2 separate regions of the Homo sapiens genome follow, and region 1 is linked to region 2. A link is an interaction called in ENCODE POLR2A ChIA-PET data of the cell type or tissue named here. Cell type or tissue: PC-3. All regions are shown on one strand. Links, peaks and the distances in the headings refer to the core of each region. The heading gives the core; the rest is flanking DNA.

Region 1 (11,482 bases), core at 2,264-7,263, 830 kb after region 2:
CATTACCATTTACTTGCTTTAGGAAAAAAGCCAAGACTACTTAGACCTTTCCCACTTGCAGAAAAATTTACATGTTTCTGAATATGGATCTAATTTTAAGTTCCATCTTAATGTGCTCTTTCTTTCAGAGGTGAAACAACTAATACATGTGCTTCTGAGCCACAGCTTAAAAAAAAAAAATCTCCTGATCTCAATGTGTATCAACAGCCATTAAAATATCCACACTCTTGGCTGGGCGTGGTGGCTCACGTCTGTAATCCCAACACTTTGGGAGGCCAAGGGTGGATCACCTGAGGTCAGGAGTTTGAGACCAGCCTGACCAACATGGAGAAACCCCATCTCTACTAAAAATACAAAATTAGCTGGGCATGGTGGTGCATGCCTGTTATCCCAGCTACTCGGGAGGCTGAGGCAGGAGAATTGCTTGAACCCGGGAGGCGGTGGTTGCAGTGAGCCAAGATCACGCCATTGCACTCCAGCCTGGGCAACAAGAGCAAAACTCCATATCAACAACAACAACAACAAAAAAAATCCATATTCTCTGACCAGTAGTTACACTTATGATAAACTAGACGAAGGAAATAAAGGCATATATAGAAAATATTACTAGTACCTAAAGCTATACACACACAAAATATATTTATTAAATAAAAACAGCATTAATTTTTAACAAAAAAATAGTGCCAAGGTAACCATTCTCTTATTGTTGGATGTTTGTGAAATATTAGGCATCCAAAGTGATGGTTATTAGCTGGGCACGGTAGTGGGTGCTTGTAATCCCAGGTATTCAGGAGGCTGAGGCAGGAGAATCGCTTGAATCCATCCAGGAGACGGAGGTTGCAGTGAACTGAGATCACGCCACTGCACTCCAGCCTGGGCAATAAAGCAAGACTCCATCTCAAAAAATATATATGTAATATACTATAATACAATATAATACAATAAACAAATGTTTTTTAAAAAATTATGGTTATGGCCAGGCACAGTGGCTCATGCCTGTAATCCCAGCACTTCAGGAGGCTGAGGTGGGAGGATTGCTTCAGCTCAGGAATTCAAGACCAGTCTGGGCAACATAGTGAGACCTCCATCTCTAAAAAAATAAAATAAAAAAATTAGCCTGGTGTGGTGGCATGCACCTATAGTCCCAGCTACTCAGGAGGCTGAAGTGGGAGGATTGTCTGATCCTGGAAGGTTGAGGCTACAGTGAGCTATGACCATGCCACTGCACTCCAGCCTGGGTGACAGAGCAAAACCCTGTCTTAATAAAAAACAAGGGCCGGGCGGGGTGGCTCACGCCTGTAATCCCAGCACTTTGGGAGGCCAAGGCGGGTGGATCACAAGGTCAAGAGTTCAAGACCAGCCTGGCCAACATGGTGAAAGCCCATCTCTACTAAGAATACAAAAATTAGCCAGGCGTGGTGGCGCGTGCCTGTAATCCCAGTTACTTGGGAGGCTGACACAGGAGAATCACTTGAACCCGGGAGGCGGAGGCTGCAGTGAGTCGAGATTGCGCCACTGCACTCCAGCCTGGGTGACAGAGCAAGACTCCATCTCGGGGGTGGCGGGAACAATAAAAACCAAAAAAACCAAAGTGATGGTTATAAAAGCAATATATAAATGTGAAAAATGCTTCTGATGTAATGTCAAAGAAATCAGAATTTTACAATGAGTCTGACTGTAGCTATATAAAAATTCATACACATAAGAAAAACAAAATAAATACTAATAATTTTCTTTTCTCTACTTTCTATACTGTCATAATGCAATAATACGCTTATTTTTATTTTAAAAGAATGAAAGTGAATTTTAAAAAAAGTCTGACTCTGAGATCTGTGTTCAGATTATCCCTTTGGTAAGACCATACTGGGCCAGGCCTGACGGCTCACACCTGTAATCCCAGGGGCGGATTACCTGAGGTCAGGAGTTCGAGACCAGCCTGACCAACATGGAGCAACCTTGTCTCTACCAAAAATACAAAATTAGCCAGGTGTGGTGGCACATGCCCGTAATCCCAGCTACTCAGGAGGCTGAGGCAGGATAATAGCTTGAACCCAGGAGGCGGAGGTTGTGGTGAGCCGAGATCATGCCATTGCACTCCAGCCTCGGCAACAAGAGCGAAACTCCTCTCAAAGTAAAAAAAAAAAAAAAAAAAAAAAAAAAAAAGATAAGACCATACTGGACAAAGTAAGTAAAAATGGAGTTGACTTTCACATTTGTTAATATTTATTAAAGATACACATATATTGGTACTTCTACTTTTTTTCAAATGAAAACTTTCTCTCTTAGTCTGTTTGGGCTACTATAACAAAATACCTTAGACTAGGCAATTTAGTATTTATTTATTTTTTGAGACAGGGTCTCATTCTGTTGCCCAGGCTGGAGTACAGTGGCTTGATCATAGCTCACTGCAGCCTCAACCTCCCAGGCTCAAGTGATCCTCCCACCTCAGCCTCTCAAGTAGGTAGGACGACAGGTGTGAACCACCATGCCTGACTAAGGCTATTTTTTTTATTTTTTTGTAGAGGCAGAGTTTCGCCCCATTGTCCAGGCTGGTCTCGAACTCCTGGACTCAAGTGCTCCACCCACCTCAGCCTCCTAAAGTGCTGGGATGACAGGCATGAGCCCACAATGCCCAGCCAACTAGGCAATTTATAAACAGAATTTTTCTTTTTTTTTTTTTTGAGACGGAGTCTCGCTCTGCCGCCCAGGCTGGAGTGCGGTGGCGCAATCTCGGCTCACTGCAACCTCCGCCTCCCAGGTTCACGTCATTCTCCTGCCTCAGCCACCTGAGTAGCTGGGACTACAGGCGCCCGCCACCACGCCCGGCTAATTTTTTATATTTTTAGTAGAAACGGGGTTTCACTGTGTTAGCCAGGATGGTCTCCATCTCCCCACCTCGTGATCTGCCCGCCTCAGCCTCCCAAAGTGCTGGGATTACAGGCATGAGCCACCGTGCCCGGCTATAAACAGAAATGTATTGCTCACAGTTCTGCAGGCTGGGAAGTTCAAGATTAAAGCATCAGCAAACTTGGAGTCTAGTGAGGGCCCATTCTTCACAGATGGTACCTTCTGTGTCCTCTCATGGTAACAAGCAGGCTCCTTTCACATATTTTTTTTTTTGAGATGTCCAACATGAATTTTGAGGGGACACCAACATTCAGACCATAGTACTTTCATCTTCCCCTTAAGTAATTAGGGGCTTTCATGAATGAGTATCATGTGGAAGAAATAACCCTAGATTTATTTGGGAGGAAAATATATACATACATTCATCAGTTGCAAATACCATTTGGATATTTGGACCATAGCTCCTAGTATAGTAGCCACTAGCTAAATACATGCACAAAATTAGACTACTAAAAAATTCTTACTTTTCTAATTGTCAATTACCTGTATATACATATGAGAATGTTCATTCATTTAAACATATACTGAGTGTTTACTAAGTGCCAAGCATATTGCTTGGTAATGGAATTACTTTAAACAAAACAGACCTTGCCCTGCACGCCCATGGCCAAGAGGTGGATACGAAAACAAATAATTACAGTACAAAATAATACATTGTATAAAAAGAGATTAATAAGGAAGTAAGTAGCAACACTGTAAGAGGATAAGAGAAGACAGTGGCAAGAAACACAGGGCTAAAAAGGCAACTTCTGGCTTTAGCCTATAGTTATTGGGCCAGGAAGGATGAAGTCAGACATCTTTAAAAGGCAGACCAAAGGACATAAGAACAAATATGTTCTTAAGTTAGTAGACTAAAACTTGCCAAGAAGTCTTCTGGCCAAAGTTCTTTTCTATGAAATAGTGAATGGTATCCTTAAGTCCCACAGCACTTTAGAGACACACTAATTCTCTGAAGCAACTAAGTACACTTCGAAAATTACCAGTACTTCCCAAACTTAAGAATATACCTCCAAAATACTTATTTAACGCTGGTAGTTTATTTACCAGGTGGTCAGCTCCAAAAATTGCTAGATAATTATTTTTCCTCCCATTTGGGCAACTGCAGAGATTACTATCCAGAGTTCAATTTGATAAGGACTGCCAACATACAGCAACATGTAAACTCTAGAGTTCAACCAAAGTATATGCATCATGATCACTGAACCCATAAATATGAACCAATAAAATAAACTTAGTCTATTAACCTTATTGCTGCCTTTTCTATCACTCTCCAAGCTGACAACATATTCAATCTCCTAGGGCACTTTAAAAGACACTGATATGGCCAGAAATCACAAAAACTGCACATCAAGTCTATGACTTTGACTAGCAATTCCTGTTCCTACCTATAGGACCTGCAATGAGACTCTAGTCTGTCTTGTAATAGACTGATTATTATTTTTTAAGTGGCAGTGGTGTTTAACATTAATAAGCAAAATACTTTTGCAGAAAGTTTCATGTATTTTCATATTCCAAAAACCATAAAATGTTGTTTACATTTATAGAATGATTCAGAGGTACACAAACCACTTAAAGTCTACATCATTAATACTCATAACAGACTTGGTGACGTAGGTAAAAGGCAAATAAAATTTAGTTCTGTTTAATAGAAAAAGGTTAGACAACTTATCCTAAGTCACAGAGTGAATTAGAGATAGATACGGAACTAGAAATTAAATGCCGATTCACACAACAATGTCTATTAAAGTAAGACAGACAAATTGTCCAGAGTTTACAAATCCCACCATGCTTTTTAAAACACACACCAAGAGAAAGTTTTACACTAAGCCAAACAAGCAGCAGTGAATAATACATATTTATACATTTTATATAATATAAATAAAACATTCCCCATTAAATACAACATGTTTTGATAGAAATGCAGGTTACTGAAAAATGCTTGCCTGATCTTTTTTTAAACTTGCAGAAATTTCTTTAGTGATGCACTTATTTCCTGAATTTAGCAGAACCTTACTTTAAAGGGGTTCACATTCTTACAATGAGCAGTTATTTCTGACAGAAAGAAACCATGACATCTCTAAATTGTGCATAATCCCTACAGTCTCTATGACTAGGATATCCAGGATATTTTGAAACTGAGGAAAGATGAAGTCCCCAAACAAGAACTGAGTCTAGTCTATTCATGCAGCTGTAGGGAAAGAGACAAACTTCTCGACTGAGATATTGGTTTCCCTCCCTTTTACTGCATTGCCAACAAAAATGGTGGTACTAGTCTATTCCAGCCAGTTAAGGAGTCATTTCTTCCTGTCTCCCTCCTGTCCTTCCTCTAATAAAAGTAATAGACATGTTCGCCACCTACAAAGGGAATGGAAGGTAACAGATAAGCTCTAATAGCCCATGACATTCCTAACTTGTCCATAGGGAATAATCAACTGTAAACTAGATTGGTTTAGAAATACCTCCTGTTGGCCGGGCGCAGTGGCTCACGCCTGTAATCCCAGCACTTTGGAGGCCGAGGCAGGTGGATCACGAGGTCAGGGGTTTGAGACCAGCCTGACCAACGTGGTGAAACTCCATCTCTACTAAAAATACAAAAATTAGCTGGGCGTAGTGGCGGGCACCTGTAATCCCAGCTACTCAGGAGGCTGAGGCAGGAGAATTGCTTGAACCCGGGAGGCAGAAGTTGCAGTGAGCCAAGATCACGCCACTGCACTCCAGCCTGGGCAACAGAGCAAGACTCCGTCTTAAAAAAAAAAAAAAAAAAAAAAACCTGTTAGGCCAGGTGTGGTGGCTCATGCCTGTAATCCCAGCACTTTGGGAGGCGGATCACCTGAGGTCAGGAGTTCAAGACCAGCCTGACCAACACGGTGAAACCCCATCTCTACCAAAAATACAAAAATTAGCCAGGCATGGTGGCACACGCCTGTAATCCCAGCTACTTGGGAGGCTGAGGCAGGAGAATCGCTTGAACCCCGAAGACGGAGGTTGCAGTGAGCCAAGATCGTGCCACTGCACTCCAGCCTGGGCGACAGAGACCCTGTCTCAAAAAAAAAAAAAAAAAAGAAATATCTCCCGTTACATGCATATGTTTCACTAGGGACAAGATGTAACATTTTAAAAATCCCCCGGGAATTGGAAGCTTTCATAAATTTAATTTACTGTAAACTAAGCTAAATAAGAAAATGTAATAGAAAATCATGTGCACACAGGCTGGGCGCAGTGGCTCATGCCTGTAATCCCAGCACTTTGGAAGGCCAAGCAGGTGGATCACAAGGTCAGGAGTTCAAGACCAGCCTGGCCAACAAAGTGAAACCCCCTCTCTACTAAAAAATACAAAAAATTAGCCGGGCATGGTGGCGGGCGCCTGTAATCCCAGCTACTCGGGAGGCTAAAGCAGGAGAATCGCTTGAACCCAGGAGGCAGAGGTTGCAGTGAGTGCCACTGCACTCCAGCCTGGGCAACAGTGAGAGATTCCACCTCAAAAAAAGAAAGAAAAAGAAAGAAAATCATGTGCACAGTCATAGTTTGATTCCAACCTAGCCGGTGCAACTATACTATCTCAAAGCCTAGCAACTGCTCTGAAATGCTATGTTGTAGCAACATGCCAATCTGCCATGAAAATTTTCTTGAATCTGGAATATGCAAAAAAGTAAATTTACAAACACAACCCACTTTAGCATATCATTTATTACATTTTAGGATATCTAAACAAACAAAAAATAATCTCCCATGATGACATACTAAGAATAAAAATATATGTGGTATCTGCATTTACTTTTTTATTATTAATATCTCCATTCAAAACTGTTACTTAGGTGAGTTAAAAATAAGTATTCTAGACCAGGCACAAAGGCTTATGCCTGTAATCCCAGCACTTTGGGAGGCCGAGGTGGGTGGATCACCTGAGGTCAAGAACTGGAGACCAACCTGGCCAACACAGTGACACCCCCGTCTCTACTAAAAATACAAAAAATTAGCCGGGCATGGTGGCAAGTGCCTGTAATCCCAGCTACTCGTGATGCTGGGGCAGGAGAATCGCTTGAACCCAGGAGGCAGAGGTTTCAGTGACCTGAGATTGCACCACCACATTCCAGCCTGGACAACAAGAGCGAAACTCCATCTCAATAAATAAATAAACAAACAAATAAAGTATTTTAGCCTTTTTTTTTTTACCCTAAATGAGCAACAAAATTAAAAAAAATAAGCATGTGAACTTTAAGTTGAATATATAACTCAAAAGGAGAAACTAAACTCAAGTAATCATTTTGAAAGATAATTTTTACTCATGAAAATTACAGAATGATCATACTTATGAGTCTAAGTAGCTTTAAAAAAAAGAAGGAAAAAAAAAAAAGCCTAAGCAAGAAGAAGCTCCCACCCAGACTAACCTTCAACATTAAGGGGAAAAAAAAAAAAACAAAAAACGAAAAGCACTACTCAGAGTAAAACATCTTAGGGAGCTTTAAAAAAAAGAAAAAGCAAGTAACTATAAGGCTAAAAGTTGTTACCTTCTATCCAAGACATAAAATGTATGTTTAATTCTTCTTAAAAGGATAGCTACCAACAAAACTAAACTTGTCTGGAAAGTAGGTTGTTTTTTCTAAAGGCATCAGAGCAGCAGAAATACAAAATAAAGAGATGTATTTTTTCTTTTTTAATCTTAAATAACATGAATAACACTTTTTTTATTTTTATTTTGTTGAGACGGAGTCTGGCTCTGTTGCCCAGGCTGGAGAGCAGTGGCCTGATCTAGGCTCACTGAAACCTACACTTCCTGGGATTCAAGCGATTCTTCTGCCTCAGCCTCCCGAGTAGTTGGGACTACAAGCACGCCCCACCACAGCCGGTTAATTTTTATACTTTCAGTAGAGACGGGGTTTCACCATATTGGCCAGGCTGGTCTTGAACTCCTGACCTCATGATCCGCCCGCCTAGGCCCCCCAAAGTGTCGGGATTACAGGCGTGAACCACCGTGCCCAGCCACATGAAGAATACTTTAAACATACAGATATTTTTCTTTTTTCAACCTTTTCCCATATATGGTCAATTTCATTACATCCATCTTATTTCCCACCTTCACCACAAACCATTTCCATCTTTGTGCCCAAAACTTTATTGTAGGAGTTAAAAAAACCCCTATTCAAGAGACCTATATTCTTCTACAAAACCTTCAAGTGTGTTCAGTCATTTTCACTGAAAGAGATCAACAGGGAAGTAGCTTGACACTGTCCCCCAGAAGTTCCTTTACCATGCCTCCACACCTCCCAAACTACTCCCTATTTTCACCTCCGAAAAACACTCAAATTTTCCACTAATGCAATCTGACCTAATGAATCAAAGCCTGCCCATCTCTTCTTCTACCCCTTTCTTTCAAGCAGAAAGCTCTAACCTTCAATAAGAGAATAATAAAGCAGAAGCAAGGAGGAGGCAAAACATGATTCTTTCCCTTCCAGTAACTAGCCATACCCCATTCCCCCAAATAAGCACTCCACAACTCTACCCTTTAAAATGGTTATCAAACATGGCCGGGTCCAGTGGCGCACGCCTGTAATCCCAGCACTTTGGGAGGCCAAGGCGAGCGGATCACCTGAAGTCAGGAGTTCGAGACCAGCCTCGCCAACAAGGCGAAACCCCATCTCTACTAAAAATACAAAAATTAGCTGGGCGTGGTGGCGCGCGCCGGTAGTTCCAGCTACTCGGGAGGCTGAGGCAGGAGAATCGCTTGAACCCGGGAGGCGGAGGTTGCAGTGAGCCGAAATCCAGCCACTGCACTCCAGCCTGGGAGACACAGCGAGACATTGTTTCAAAAAAAAAAGGTTATAAAACAAAATGTTGATACATCTGTTACCTCTTTCAAGCCTCCCAATAACATTTCTACTAACACCACCCAAAATATTTTTAAAAGACAGGTCTCTCATTCTTTTCGGTCCCTCATACTACACCCCAATTATCTTCAGGTGTCCTCTCAATCTTACAAAAACATTTACAAAACTGTCCTCTCAATGGCACAAGAATACTTACAAATCTCTTATTCTTTCTACCGCTCCTTTTATTCCTCCAACACCACCTGTATCTAAAAATCCCTACATACTGTTAGGTATACTCCTCCACCAATTAATGCTGCATACCAGTGTAGCCCTTTCAACCTTCAACTAAACTTACAGAAACCTCTTTTTTCCAACCTCTATGTATCTAAAAGTCATCAGTTCCCCTAGCACTATCAAGCCCTCAATAATACTTTAAAATCCCTTAATATCCTTGCTATCACACTTATCACCTCCCCAATAATTTCTAAAACCCTTCAATGCCCACACATCCTTTTCATCTACTCCATAGTATTTTTCAAATCCTTCAATATTCTTGATCCCTCAGAACTTACCAATAATCGCTATACAGTTTCAATGTCCCTGCTATCCGCTTCTGCCCTCATATTTCGAAAATGCCCTCGATATTTTGCTTCTAGACCTTTCAGTCCCGGAATAATAATGTTTATCAAACCCTTGATATTCTGCTATTCCCTTCGACATCTCAATATTCACATTTTAAAAATCCCTCAAGAGCCCCGTTACCTCTCTCTCAGTTCTCAAACAGCAATGTTTTAAATTCCCTCACGGCCCCTGCTACCCCTTCCAGCACCCCGATATTTGCGTTTGAAAAGCCTTCGCTGTCCTTGCCTGCCCCCCCAGTCCCCATATTCACGGCGCCTCTCCGTCCCCAGCGCTCCTCTCCCACCCTCACCCCCACCACAATGGTGATAGTACTACAGGGAAGGCGTCGCCGGGACCTCCCGGCCGCGGCCCCTCAGCGCCGCCCCCCACGCCACCTCCCCTCCCCCACGCCCCCGCGAGCCCCCAACGCCCACGTTCGCCGGCCCCGGCCCAGCCCGGCTCACTCACATCGGCTCCAGTAACTTGGCCAGCCAGGACTTGAGGGCATCCACATCCTCTATGAGCATGGTGCAGGGAAGGCGGGCTCGGCCGCCGCTCTTCTTCAGGCCTGCCGTGGGTCTCCACTACGCCGCCCCCTCACGTTCCCTTCACAGCTCCCGGTGCCCCAGCCCACCGGGCATCTTAGGAGACTTCAACCTACTCCCCCGGCCGGGGCCTAACAGGAACTAACCCAAGAGCCCTCACTCAACCTAGCCCGAAGGCTGAGGTGGGCGGGAGACAGTGCCGAGTGGCAGGCCTGAGAACCAGTAAGAGAGAGGGGGCCCTGAGGGCAAGACCAATGAAAAGGCTCGCTCGCCCCGCCGGCAGGCGGTACCCAGTCAGGGAGGAGAGATATAGCAAGGTAGGTGGAGAGCTTAAGTGAACTCCTGGTGCAAGATGGTATCTTGGAAAAGGTGCTTTGCCTCTTAAAGGGGCAGCGGCGCCTTTTTTTGACCACGCCGCCGCCCGCCGCGGAATACCGGTGTCTGCTGCTGGGAGTGCCTGGGGGAACCCGGCGAGCCCCTCAGCCTGGTTCCTTCCTCTCGTTTTTCTTGGAAACACACACTCGTGTCCCGAAATGACTCAGCTGTAGTAAATCTGCAACACAACGTGCAATACGTTCACGTTCGACACATTGCACAGAATGCAAAATTTTACTTTTTTTCTTTACACACTCATGTTGATTGGCACTCACGTTTGTATTTTCTGCTGCTCTGCTTTAATTACGCAGAATGTTTCTGACAACCATGCCTTGGAATCCAGTAATCGTCATTTTTAAAACGTGGCGCACGGATGTAAAAGGCTGAGGCCATTTCAATTTTGCTAGTACTATTAATAAATGTTGCTTTATTTAGGAAGAAAAATGACTCCAATAGTTTGTTTTTAATTATCTTTTCATTGTATATCTAAAATTCAGTGGTTGGGGGACGGGAAGGGAGAATTTTAATCAGCAAAGAAGGATTACAAAAAAATTTTTAAGACAAATTAGAAACTACTGAAATAGTCAACTTACTTTCTAGTAGGTGAGAAATTCTTTCTGGAGTTTTGAAATCACTGATTTAGCACTGATGTTAAAATGTTTACCCAATAACATATACTGAGTCCCTGCAATTGCCAGCACTGAGTAAGGCACTAGGAGTCCAATGCTGAGCAAAACAGAGCTTCTCCTCTTAAGATGATGAACAGTTTATGGGGTTATGCATTGTAATAACATTTTGAAAAATACCTAATGAGCACGCACCTCATATAAAAGAAATGGATCAACCTCAAATAAACAGACATCCTATATATACATAGAACAGGTATAGGCAAACTTCTGCAAAGGATCAGATACTAAATATTTTGGTTTTGTGAGCCTTGAGGTATCTATGGCAACTACTCGTCATACAATGTCTTGGCTTAAAATTAACCAGGGACAATATGTAAATGGAATGATTGTGGCTGTATTACAAACATTTATTAAAATTATATAAAATTTTAAATTTATATAATTTTCACATACCATGAAATATTATCTTTTCATTTTTTTCTCCATTTAAAAATGTAGGCCAGGCTGGGCGCGGTGCCTCACACCTGTAATCCCAGCATTTTGGGAGGCCAAGGCGGGTGGATCACCTGAGGTCAGGAGTTCCAGACCAGCCTGACCA
Region 2 (11,482 bases), core at 3,342-8,341:
AAAGCATTTATTGTCCCCATTTTACAGATGCAGACACCAAAGCCCAGAAAGATAAGTAAGTTGCCCAAAGTCACATAGTTAGCAAGCAGGAGAGGTGGGATTTGGACCCAGGTAGGCTGGCTCCACACCTCTGTTCTCCCGCTTCTGAGATGTAGGGAAAACACAGGCTTTACTGTTACAGTCCTGCATTTGAATAAAAGCTCCAACATGTCCCCTGGCCAACTGACTGCCCCTAAGTAAGCCTCTGTTTCTTTATCTGTAAGGTGATGGTCATAAAGCTTACTTCAGTATTGCTGTGAGATTAAATAAAATAATGCATGCAAAGAAGCAGCACAGTGCCTTGCACATACTGAGCATGCAGCAAAGTCTGAGGAAGTAAATAGGTGAATAATTAAATAAAGACCTCCTGGTCCTACCCTCCTGTATTAGTTTGCTAAGGCTGCCATATCAAAATGCCCGAGTCTGGGTGGCTTAAACAACAGTAGTTTATTTTCTCACAGTTCTGGAGGCTGAAAGTATCAGATCCAGGTCCCAGCAGGCTGGTTTCTCCTAGGGTCTCTCTCCTTGGCTTGCTGACGACCGTCTTCTCAACTGAGTCCTCACGTGGTCTTTTCTCTGCGTTTCTCTTCTTGCAAAAACACCACCAGTCCTGCTAGATTAAGGTCCCACCCCTAATAACCTCATTTAACCATAATTACCTCCTTAATGGCCCTATTATTAAATGCAGCCACATTGGGGGTTGGGGCTTCAAACTATGACTTTGCAGGGGGACACAATTTAGTCCATAGCACCTCCCTCCCAAAGCTTTCTTATTCTTTGCCCCAATTCTCAAGCAAAAGACCTATTTTAGGTTGTCTTCAGGAGTTCAGCCAGGAACAGGGAGTTACAGCATAAATAAGGACAAAAGACTAAGAACAGGTGTATAATATATTATCACTGCAAATCATTGTTCCACAATCCAGACTGTATAGTATTCTGCAGCCTAGAAATAACGCAAACAAGCTACAAGGTATTAGCCCCTGATCTCCTCTAACTCCTCTTCACTCACCTCACTCCAGCCACACTGGACTCATTGCTGTTCTTCAAACAGACCACGTACATCCCCTCTCCAGGGCCTTTCTACTTGTGGCTCCCTCCGTCTGGAATGCTCTTCCCTCAGCCACATGGTTCTTTTCCTTACTTCTTTTGTCTTTGCACAATCATCCTACATACAAACCTTCCTGCCTACTTTGTCTGAAAAGCACACCTCCCATCACTCACCCTTCATCTCACTGCCTAGATTTTCTTACTACTTGACATATTATGTATTTGTTTATCATTTCTTTCTCTTGCTAGACTGCTGGCTCCGTGAGAACAGGGACTTTGTGTTTTTGCTCATTATTTTACCTGGCATATAGTAGTGAATGATAAATCTTTGTTGGATGAATGAATAATCATCATGGTTAGTAGCAGCAAAAGGCTAAAAGTTTTTGTCTACCTTTTTCTAGGACAGTAGTTTCCAAATGTTAGCTACCATAAATAAGAATTATCTACAGTATTTGGCTTAAAATGAAGATTTGTACTCAGTAACCAAAAATCTGGGTAGTCCTATGGCATTTTTAATTAGGAGATCTCAAAGCAATCCCCCACCCTGTTGTTGTACCTGAGCGAGTTATAGAAAACGCCACACTTGGAAACGAATTGAGTCCGCTTGTTTAGCCGGCAGCCAAGAGACGGCTAATGCTCAAAGTTCTCTCGGCCCTGAAGAAGGGGCTAGATTTTCTTTTATACTTTGGTTTAGAAAGGGGAGGGGGGGGTCTAGTTAAAACAATTTTACAGAAGTAAAGTAGGCAAAAAGTTAAAAGGATAAATGGTTACAGGAAAGTAAACAGTTCCAGGTGCAGGGGCTTTAAGACTATTACAAGGTGATAGACGTGGGGATTTGGGCGTTATCAATCGGACGAATTCCTGGGAACTGCGGATATAGCTCGCCACAGTATCTTATCAGTTAATTGCATTCTTGGATGTGCTGGGAGTCAGCTTGCACAAGTTAAATCCTTGAGGAAGGGGCTGCCAGTGAAAGAGCCAAGATGGAGTCTGTCTGGCTCTCTTAGCTAAGGGAGGGTCAATTCAGGTGGAAGCAAGGCTAGGTGATTAAAGGAAAGGGAGAGTCTAAAAATAGCGTTAGTAAAAACAAGGTTGGGCATTACACTGTCATCAACAAAGCTTTGTCACTGAGGTGTTAGACACCATGAAGCTATGGTAGAAAAGGGTTAAACAAATGAATAAAAAGCAAATAATAAAAATAAAGAAAATGAAGATCTGGGGACTTACAGCCCCCCTAAAGCTCTGAATCAGTAGATCCTGAGCTAAGCCCAAGAATCACCGTCTTCAGGAAGTACCCCAGTGCCTTCTAAGGAAAAAACTCTAAGTGTAATACTTCAAGAAACTTTGTCCTAGGATGACAAAGTTAAAAAAAAAATGGCACCACTGAACTTTGCGTAGTCTCCTCCCTCCTTCCATGTCTAGTTCAGGGTATGGAAACTCTGGACTTAGCACCAGGGAACAATGATGGTGGAGAAAAGGGGATTAGATTTGCTGTTTATAATGCCCAATTCTCTAAGTCTCAGTTGGAGAGAGCATAGCTGCAGAATGCTGAAGGAAGGGTCTTACAGGTGAACTCAGAAGCAAAGGAACAATGTCAATTTTCTCCCTTGCCTGTGAACAGAGCTATTTTCTAGATGGCTGCTACAGCCTGTGAGGAGAGGAGGGCACCCACTGGCCCTTGGCAGTCCTCATCGAGTCAGACAGCCAGAGTTGGAAGTGACATGGAAGCCCTTTTTAGATCCTGCCCACCATCTTGCAGAGCGGTTAACCCAAAACCCTTGGGTGAGCTTCCCAAAACCACACAGAGAATTAGTGTAAACTACCAGGACTGAACCAGCCTGTGGACTCCAGAGTGGTGTTTTGGCCTCTGTACTTACATGCAAAGTGGTTTGACTGTTTCTGACATTCCTGGGAATACCTTAGAACAATGTGCTGACCTGAGTAGTAACTCTGTGAAGAGGGGAAAACACCTCAAGGATACACTATAAAGAATCGACTACCTTTCACTTGGCAGGCTTGTGTCTTGATAAGCCCTCAGGAGAGAACCAGCCTCAAGGTATTTTTAAATGGCTGAGGGAGGTATGTGTAATGGCACTATTATTTTACAGTTTTTTTTTTTTTTTTAAGGAAACTCATCTTTTCTTGAAATTGGCCCTATTTACACACAGAATGAGCTGAAAAGACTTCGCTGTTATTAAACCTTCAAGAATGTTCTCGTAAGTGCTACCTTCCTCACACGGAGTACCTAACAAGGTCATTCAGGGCCAGGGTATATGTTACATGTTTGCTCACACTGAGCCCCTGAAGCATCACTAAGTAAAGGGCCAAGCCTGAGTATTTTGAGCTCAGGGCGGGGGATTTGGGACAGTCATTTATTATGAACTGGTTCTCCTACAATTTCTCCAGTCCAATCTCAAGCATGACCCTATGCCAGCTTGCATTTGTCCCTGTCTAACTGACCTGGGCTAAGCTTTCTGTACCTGCTGGGAACAGCCTCCTCCAAATTCACTTTATTTGCAGTATTTCTAGTCTTCTGTTTGGAAATTGTTTTAAACTTTGATTCAGATAAATTAGAGCTGAGATGATAAATGGAAGTGATCCTATAGGTGAGGCAGTGGCCAAAGCTCTCATTACAATTCTCTGTTGATCCTCAGATATGCTAGGGTATCATACAAAATTATTTATTTGAATAATTATTTATTTGAAACAACATTATCAGGTCATAGCATAGACCTCACCAAACTGATTAGAGTTTGAGGCTTCCAGTGATACCCAATGTTCATTTAAAAACCCACTTGCCCAGCAAGACCTGATTTTATGGCATGGAAGAAGAAAGGCATCTTCACTCCATGAATTTTAGCTTTTTATAAGTGAGGCTCTCAAAGCTTGCCACTTAACAGGGTCAACAAATGAAATAAGATACGTAAAACATCTAAAACAGTGCCTGGGGCTTAGAAGGGACTCAATAAATGTTTCATTCTGCTCTTCCACTTGCCTTTGTCTACAGAGGAAATTTAGTGTTGGGCCATTTGTTGGTCCCTTTATTAAGTATTACTTGAGCACCTACTATGTGTTCAGCATGCTTCTAGACACTGAGTACACAGCACTGTAAAGGACAGATGGATCTCTGCTCTCATCTTACATTCTGGTGGGAGGAAATGGTTGATTAATCATGGCAAGCATTAGATCCAAATTAAGGTGGGAACTAAAAATAAGACATGAACAAGCAGATTCAGATAAAATTGAAATGATGAACTTGCATATACTTAACTGCAGAAGTTGCCTTCAAATTGGTCCTCCTGCAAGTAGCCTTCATAGATGGTCTCCGTGGTAGGTTTCTGAGCAGTTGTGGCTAATTTGGGTGCTTACTGGTAAGTATTTCTCAGGCCCCAGTTGCAGATCTCTCTTTTCCCATCTTGTACTCTAATTCTGCACAGAATGTGGGCAGATGCATGATCCTGCACAGAAGTAGAGCCCCCCGGGATCTATCTGGGTCTTCAGACCCAAGGGACAGCATTCATTTCTTCAGTGTTTTTGAAGCCTCTGTGATGTACAGGCAGAGATCAGGCTCTGGACCAATTACAATGAATACTGCCACCCACCTCATGGCACTTGCATATTAGTAGGGGAAAATAGCCATGGGGAACATCAGTAACTTTTAACATAGTGATAAGGGCTGGGAACATAAAAACAGGGTAAATCATTACAGTGACTGAGGGGTGATGGGCTACCAGGAATTGGGCAGACAGGGAAGGCATCTCTGAAGAGGTGCATTTGAGCTGAGGCTTGACTGATGGGAAAGGGTCAGCAATGCGAAGAGCCCAGTGGGGAGCATTCCAGGCAGAGGGACCTGCAAGCACAGAGGACTGGACAAAGGCTGGAATAAATTCAATGTAGTATTCAAGGAATAGAAAGGTCTTTGTGGAATACTGTATCTTTTCATGGTGGGGGTTGCAGTTGTGTTTAAAAAAAATCAATAATCTCAAATACTTAAGCCCTCCTACTTCATTATACTTTTTAAAGAAGCAGTGTATCTTAGCAGTTAGAAAACTTGGATTCTGGAGGCAGTTTACTTAATCCTACAAGGGGATAATTTGGCCCTAGATCAGACCACCTGGGTTCAATCCTGGATTTTTCTACCTACTAGCTAAGTGACGTTGAGCAACTTACAGAATCTTACTGTGCCTTGTTTGCCATAAAAAGAAGATAATAATAATCCTATTGCACAGAAATCATTTGATGATAAACTGGGATAATGAACATAAAGTTTTGACCAGCATAGGGAAAGTATCCAAAATATGTTGGCTATTATAATTCGTTCCTTGTTTCCTCTAGAAGTTTATTTTCTTGATCATTGTTGCCATCCTTTTATCGCACCAGCCACTCATTGAACAGAATTCTAAACATAAAGTAGAAAATAGTTTCCCAAGAACTTTATAATTTGGGTGCAGTTGAAATCTTTGAAAAATTATCAATGTAATTTAATAAAGGAAGTGTTTAAAGTAATTTAATAATGTCACTTAAAATTCTCATTAAATTGATTCTAGGCCCTGGAGAATTCAATCCCCAGGGGACACTATATAGTATTCCTCCATCAAACTCGTTCTCCTTTCCCTGATTTTTCATAGCTTTTATCACCCATTCATGTTACGCATTTACTTATTTTGTTGCTTAACTTATAAGAATGTAAGCTCTATGAGAACAAGGATTTGGCCTGCTTGTTCAATGAGCCATCCCCAGTTCCCTCTGATAGTGTTCAAATAATAGAGCTCAATAACTTCTTGTTTACTGAATTTATGTCTCTATAAACCCCTAAAAACTATACCAGGAAGTGGGTTTGCTAATGGGTCAAAGAACCTTGGTTCTAAAAGTATCCCATAACACAATCTGAGTGCCAGCTTCTCCGTGACCCAGGAGGGCAATGATTCGCCAACAGGAACTGATCTAATAAATACAAAACATTATATAACTTTATTACTCATTCCCTCAACAAACATTTATTAGGTCTTGACTTTATGCCAGGCAGAATATTAGATGCTGGTAAACAAGGGTAAATAAAACAGAGTCCCTGGAGAGTACAGTCTTGTAGTTAATCACTCTAATTCTTATAAAAATTAATATTATCTGTTCTTATGAATCTGAAGACTAGAACCTAGAGAATAAATAAAGCCTTCTGGCAATGTGCCTGTGAGTGGGCAGTTAGGAAATGCTGCTCCCAGTCTGACTCATCCCTCCTCACACCACTCTTAGGGTATTGGTGGTTTTCAGTACTATTCTGTGCCATTCTACAGATGGCGTAGATACATATCCCATGATACACAAAAGTTTCTTGCTCACTCAACACATACTTTTACACACACATACACCCCAATGTAAAATTCTCAAAATGAATGTTAGCACAAAAATGAATGTTAGGAAACAAATAACCTGAATACATAAATGTATTTATGTATATATTGATACATATATATATTTATAATTACATACCTATATATACATATACATATATGTACATACACACACACACACACCCCTTTGTCTGTCTCAGAGATTCAAGGATAAGTTCCCATCCTACTTTTTTTTGCCTAACAATTTACTCACATGTAGCTATGTTTTTCTTGCATCATAATGCCAGAAGTCACTCTGTCTTTAGCCCTTTCTGATTTGAATACTGGTTACCTAAATAAGCCTGTGGTATAGACTCTTTCAGACAATTGGTTCCACAGCCCCTGTTGCTGTGATTTAACTATCTTAGGCAAAAATAATTTTTTTTCCCTGAAGCTACTGTAGTTTCCTTCAAGAGCTGTATGCTGGAGTGGTTAAACTCTCGTTAGACTGCCTGGGTTCCCTGTGCTCTACTGTATGCTAACGTGGGCAAAGTTACTTCACCTCTCTGGCATACAGTTTGCTCATCTAAAAACTTGAGTCATAATAAGACTGTATAGGATTAACGTGGAATTAAATGAGCTAATTCATGGAGGGGTTAGCAAAATTTCTGACACATTTCAATAGCTTAATAGAATTTGTTGATTTTCTTTTTCATACTTCCTCTCCATTGCAACCATCACTGGCTAATCTAGACACAAATTAAGCCATTACTAAATTTCACAAAAAGTCTTTCTAATGCTATGGGTCAATGGATTTTAAGGGCAGGGTTAATCCTCCAAATGCGTAAAATAATTGCATTTAATCAAAACCACAATGAAATACCATCTCACAGTCAGAATGGCTATTATTAAAAAGTCAAAAATACAAGAGATTCTGGTGAGGTTGTGGAGAACAAGGAATGCTTTTACCCTATTGGTGGGAAGGTAAACTAGTTCAACCATTGTGGAAGACAGTGTGGCAATTCCTCAAAGTCTTAGAAGCAGAACTACCATTTGACTCAGCAATCCCATTACTGGGTATATACCCAAATGAATATAAATTGTTCTATTATAAAGATATATGCATGTATATGTTCATTACAGAATTATTCACAATAGCAAAGACATGGAGTCAACCTAAGTGCCCATCGATGATAGACTGGATAAAGAAAATGTGGTACATAGACACCATGGAATACTGTGCAGCCATAAAAAGGAATGAGATCATGTCCTTTTCAGGGACATGGATGGAGCTGGAGGCCATTATCCTTGGCAAACTAGCACAGGAACAGAAAACCAAATACTGCATGTTATGTCTTATAAGTGGGAGCTCAATGATGAGAACACAATGACACATTGGGGGAACAACACACACTGGGGTCTGTTGGAAGGTGGAGGGTGGGAGGATGGAGAGCATCAGGAAGAAAATAGCTAATGGATTCTGGGCTTAGTTCCTGGGTGATGGGATGATGTGTGCAGCAAACCACCATGGTACACGTTTACCTATGTAACAAACCTGCACATCCTGCACATGTATCCCTGAACTTAAAATAAAAGTTGGAAATTTTAAAAAATAATCACTGTACTTTATACACAAAATAGTAATACAGAACACTAAAATTCTAAGAAAATCCATTGAGAAAAAGCAACATTTATTACAACACTTTGTGAAGTGATTTAGCATGATTATATTTTTATAGTACCAAACAACCAGGTAGAAAATTAAAATTTTAATCAATTATCTAGACATCCAAACTGTTTTTTTTTCCCTTCAGTTTTCATTAAAACATTTGCAGTTATATTAAGACAGACTCTTGGTCTTTGAGGTTGTTTATCTTCCTAAGATTTTTCTTAACTATTTTTCTCTTTCCATTCTCTCCTATTTCAAACTAAACTCCTTGGCAGATGTAAATGACTTTCTACTTTGCATGTAATTTTGTTTCTTGGATAACAGAATAAATATGTCAAGCTAAGCCCCAAGATTAAATGGTCAAGCAAAGTCAGTCTTTCTGATTTTCCTGAACCCAAAGCCTTGAGAGTCTACTTATTAGTGGGTTGTTCTAACAGAAGACAAAGGAATTCAGAGAGAATGACCTGACTTTGGTTTGTCCCTCTGATATGGTTTGGCTGTGTGTCCCCACCCAAATCTCATGTCAAATTGTAACCCCCACATGTTGAAGAAGGGAACTCGGGGGAGGTGATTGGATCATGGGGGAGGCCTTCCCCCTTGCTGTTCTCGTGATAGAGTTCTCATGAGATCTAATGGTTGAAAAGTGTGGCACCTTCTCCCCTCACTCTCTCTCTTTCTCTCCTGCTACCATGTAAGATGTGCCTTGCTTCCCCTTCGCCTTCTGCCATGATTGTAAGTTTCCTGAGACCTCCCCAGCCATGCAGAACTGTGAGTCAATTAAACTTTTCTTTATAATTTACCCAGTCTCAGGCAGTTATTTATACAATAGCTGTGTGAGAACGAACTAATGCACCTTCCTTCTGGGAATGATGTTAAATGAGCTGAGTTCAGAGATTGCTACCAAAGTTTTATCTGGCTGTCATGATATGAAGTGTTCTCTCTCCCTTCCTCTTCCTCCCCCCACCCCACACCTCCCTCCTTCTACCACCATCACTGATTACCAAAAGGGTTGTTTTAAAAAAGTTTCAGTCATCAGTTATCCAAAGTCTATCTTATCATTACCTGGTTCCTAAAGTTCACTTGAGAAAGTAAAATGAAATACTGGTTAGCTTTGTGGTCTTGAGAAACTAATGGAAACATTCCAAAACTCATACATCTTATCTATAAAGTACACTTTATAATAGGATCTAATTTAGAGGGTTGATGTAATAAATAAATGAGATAATCTAGCACATTGACAGGAATAAAAGATCAATTGAACATATACAATCATTATTATTACAAGAAATATGTAATAGTTCTATAAGAAGAGACAGGGTATAGGGAAAAAATTACGGATTTTAAACTTTACTTATTTCCCTTTAAGTAAAGAAAAAATAAACATGGACTCATTCCAAAGAAATGACATTTAGAAGAGCAGTGGCATGAGAGCTTGAGAGTATATTCCTTTCATTGTCATTCACTGCGATATTCCACAGATAAGTAATAAGGACCTACTATGGGTCATTATTTTATTATGGGTCACTATTATTTTAGATGCTGGGAAAATGGTAATGAATAAAACAGACAATAAAAGGAAAAATATTCTAGAAAATAACTTGAGTTAGCTATAAAAAATGTGAAGAAGATAATACAGGATAGTGTGATAATGAAAGATTGAGTGGCCATTAAATATGGTGGTCCAGGAAGCTAAAGATTTGAAGGACATGAGGTCATCAGCCATACAAAAACCAGGGGAGAGGATCTTCTAGACAGAGGGAAAAGCAAGTAAAAGGGACCTTAAGCAATAATGAGCTTACTATGTTAGCATAAAAGAAAGCAGAGCAGTGTGGCTAGAGCTTAGTTTGCAAGGGGAAGAATGATGAAGCCAGAGTCAGTATGGAAGGTAGGCGCTAGGCCATATATGGCCTTAAACACCATAGTAAGAAACTTAGCTTTATTTTCAGTGTAATAGGAAACCTTTGCAGTTTAAAGTAGGTCAAGGACTTAATTTTTTTTGTTATTTTTAAGGTATTTGGTTGCTGTGTGGAGATAAATGATAGGGAAATAAGAGTAGGAGGCAAGAATACCAATAAGAGGCTATCACAGTGGACAAGAAAGGACAGAGGCTTGGATTAATGCAACAGCAGAGAAGATGTAAAGAAATGAATAGATATTGGATCAATTATTTTGGAGGCAGAGTTGATAGGATTGCTAGTAAATTGGATAAGTTTAAGTATGGTGTCAATGAGGGAAATATGAGTGGCATCCCTGTGATGAAGGCTTGACTTGCTATGTAGGCTTATAGATAGCAAAGAATGAGGATGAATCATTACCTCCCAACCCACCATCTGTCTCCATCCCAAACCCCCTAAAACCTTCCCAACCCCATTCCAGTCAGAAGTCATCTAAGCAAAAAGAAGTACAATCTAGCTATGAGTATCTTCTCGGGTTCATTCCACAAATAGTCATTCATATCTGTTACTATGTTCTAGACTAAGTTATGAGTACTGGTCATACAGTAGCAAGCAAGATAGACACACCTCTGTTCCAATGCAACTTATGTTCTAATGGGAGAAGTTAGTAAGATTAACTTTGAGTTGTGTATCATCCCTCCATGGAGTGACATCAAATAGGCCATGAGTTTTGGGAAGAGAACAGAATGAGAGGTATAGATGGTAGTTAAAGCCATGCACATGGGTGGTTATTAAGAGAAAAAGTAGAAATTGAAAATAGAAGGAGGCCCAGGACCAAACATTTATTGGCCTGACTTCCTGGTCAGTAATCTTCTCTACTGTTATAGTACAGCAGCTTTTAGGTCCACTGATTGCATTCTTAATTTGAGTATTTAATATTTATTTTATTAACCTAAGGTTTTCATTTGTCACTATAGCATGGTCTCATAATTTTCAAAAAATCAGAAAACAGTAGATGTTGGCGTGGATGCAGTGAACAGGGAACACTTCTACACTGCTGGTGGGAATGTAAACTAGTACAGCCACTATGGAAAACAATAAGGAGAGTTTGGAAATTCTTTAAAGAACTAAAAGTAGAACTACCATTTGATCCAGAAATCCCACAACTGGGTATCTACCCAGAGGAAAAGAAGTCATTATTCGAAAAAGATACTTGCACACGCACGTTTATAGCAGCACAATTTACAATAGCAAAATTGTGGAACCAATCCAAATGCCCATCAATAAACAAGTGGATAAAGAAACTGTGGTATATATACATAAGATGGAATACTACACAGCCATAAATAAGAATGAATTAACAGCATTTGCAGTGATCTGGATGAGAATGGAGACTATATTCTAAGTGAAGTAACTCAAGAATGGAACACCAAACATCTGTGTTTTCACTGATATGTGAGAGCTAAGCTATGAGGATGCAAAGGCATAAGAATGATACAGTGGAC

Evidence for each region. ChIA-PET counts read pairs that join two places held together with the same protein. Peaks named below come from ENCODE experiments on the same cell type or tissue, not always from the same donor. Only the 100,000 strongest peaks of a DNase experiment are listed, where the experiment ranks them.
Region 1: POLR2A ChIA-PET joins it to region 2 with 6 read pairs; 1 of 35 experiments calls an interaction of 5 or more read pairs at or near these places.

What each region holds. Positions count from the first base shown.
Region 1 is chr5:146,202,146-146,213,627 of GRCh38, reverse strand. It overlaps RBM27-POU4F3 (RBM27-POU4F3 readthrough), which reads right to left and starts at 10,023. Exons shown (of 20, transcript NM_001414499.1): 1 at 9,804-10,023. The coding sequence starts at 9,862. It overlaps RBM27 (RNA binding motif protein 27), which reads right to left and starts at 10,023. Exons shown (of 21, transcript NM_018989.2): 1 at 9,804-10,023. The coding sequence starts at 9,862. RefSeq lists a silencer at 1-142 and enhancers at 9,808-9,967, 10,438-10,587. In PC-3, for the core only: a CTCF peak has its summit at 4,291; a DNase peak (open chromatin) is centred at 4,497; H3K4me3 peaks cover 331 bases; H3K27ac peaks cover 2,092 bases.
Region 2 is chr5:147,032,537-147,044,018 of GRCh38, reverse strand. It overlaps a transcript of PPP2R2B not described here. Among named protein-coding and RNA genes, the nearest start is that of PPP2R2B-IT1, 120 kb to the right of the region's middle. In PC-3, for the core only: no CTCF peak of the experiment used is centred there; DNase peaks (open chromatin) are centred at 5,998 and 6,278; H3K27ac peaks cover 1,595 bases.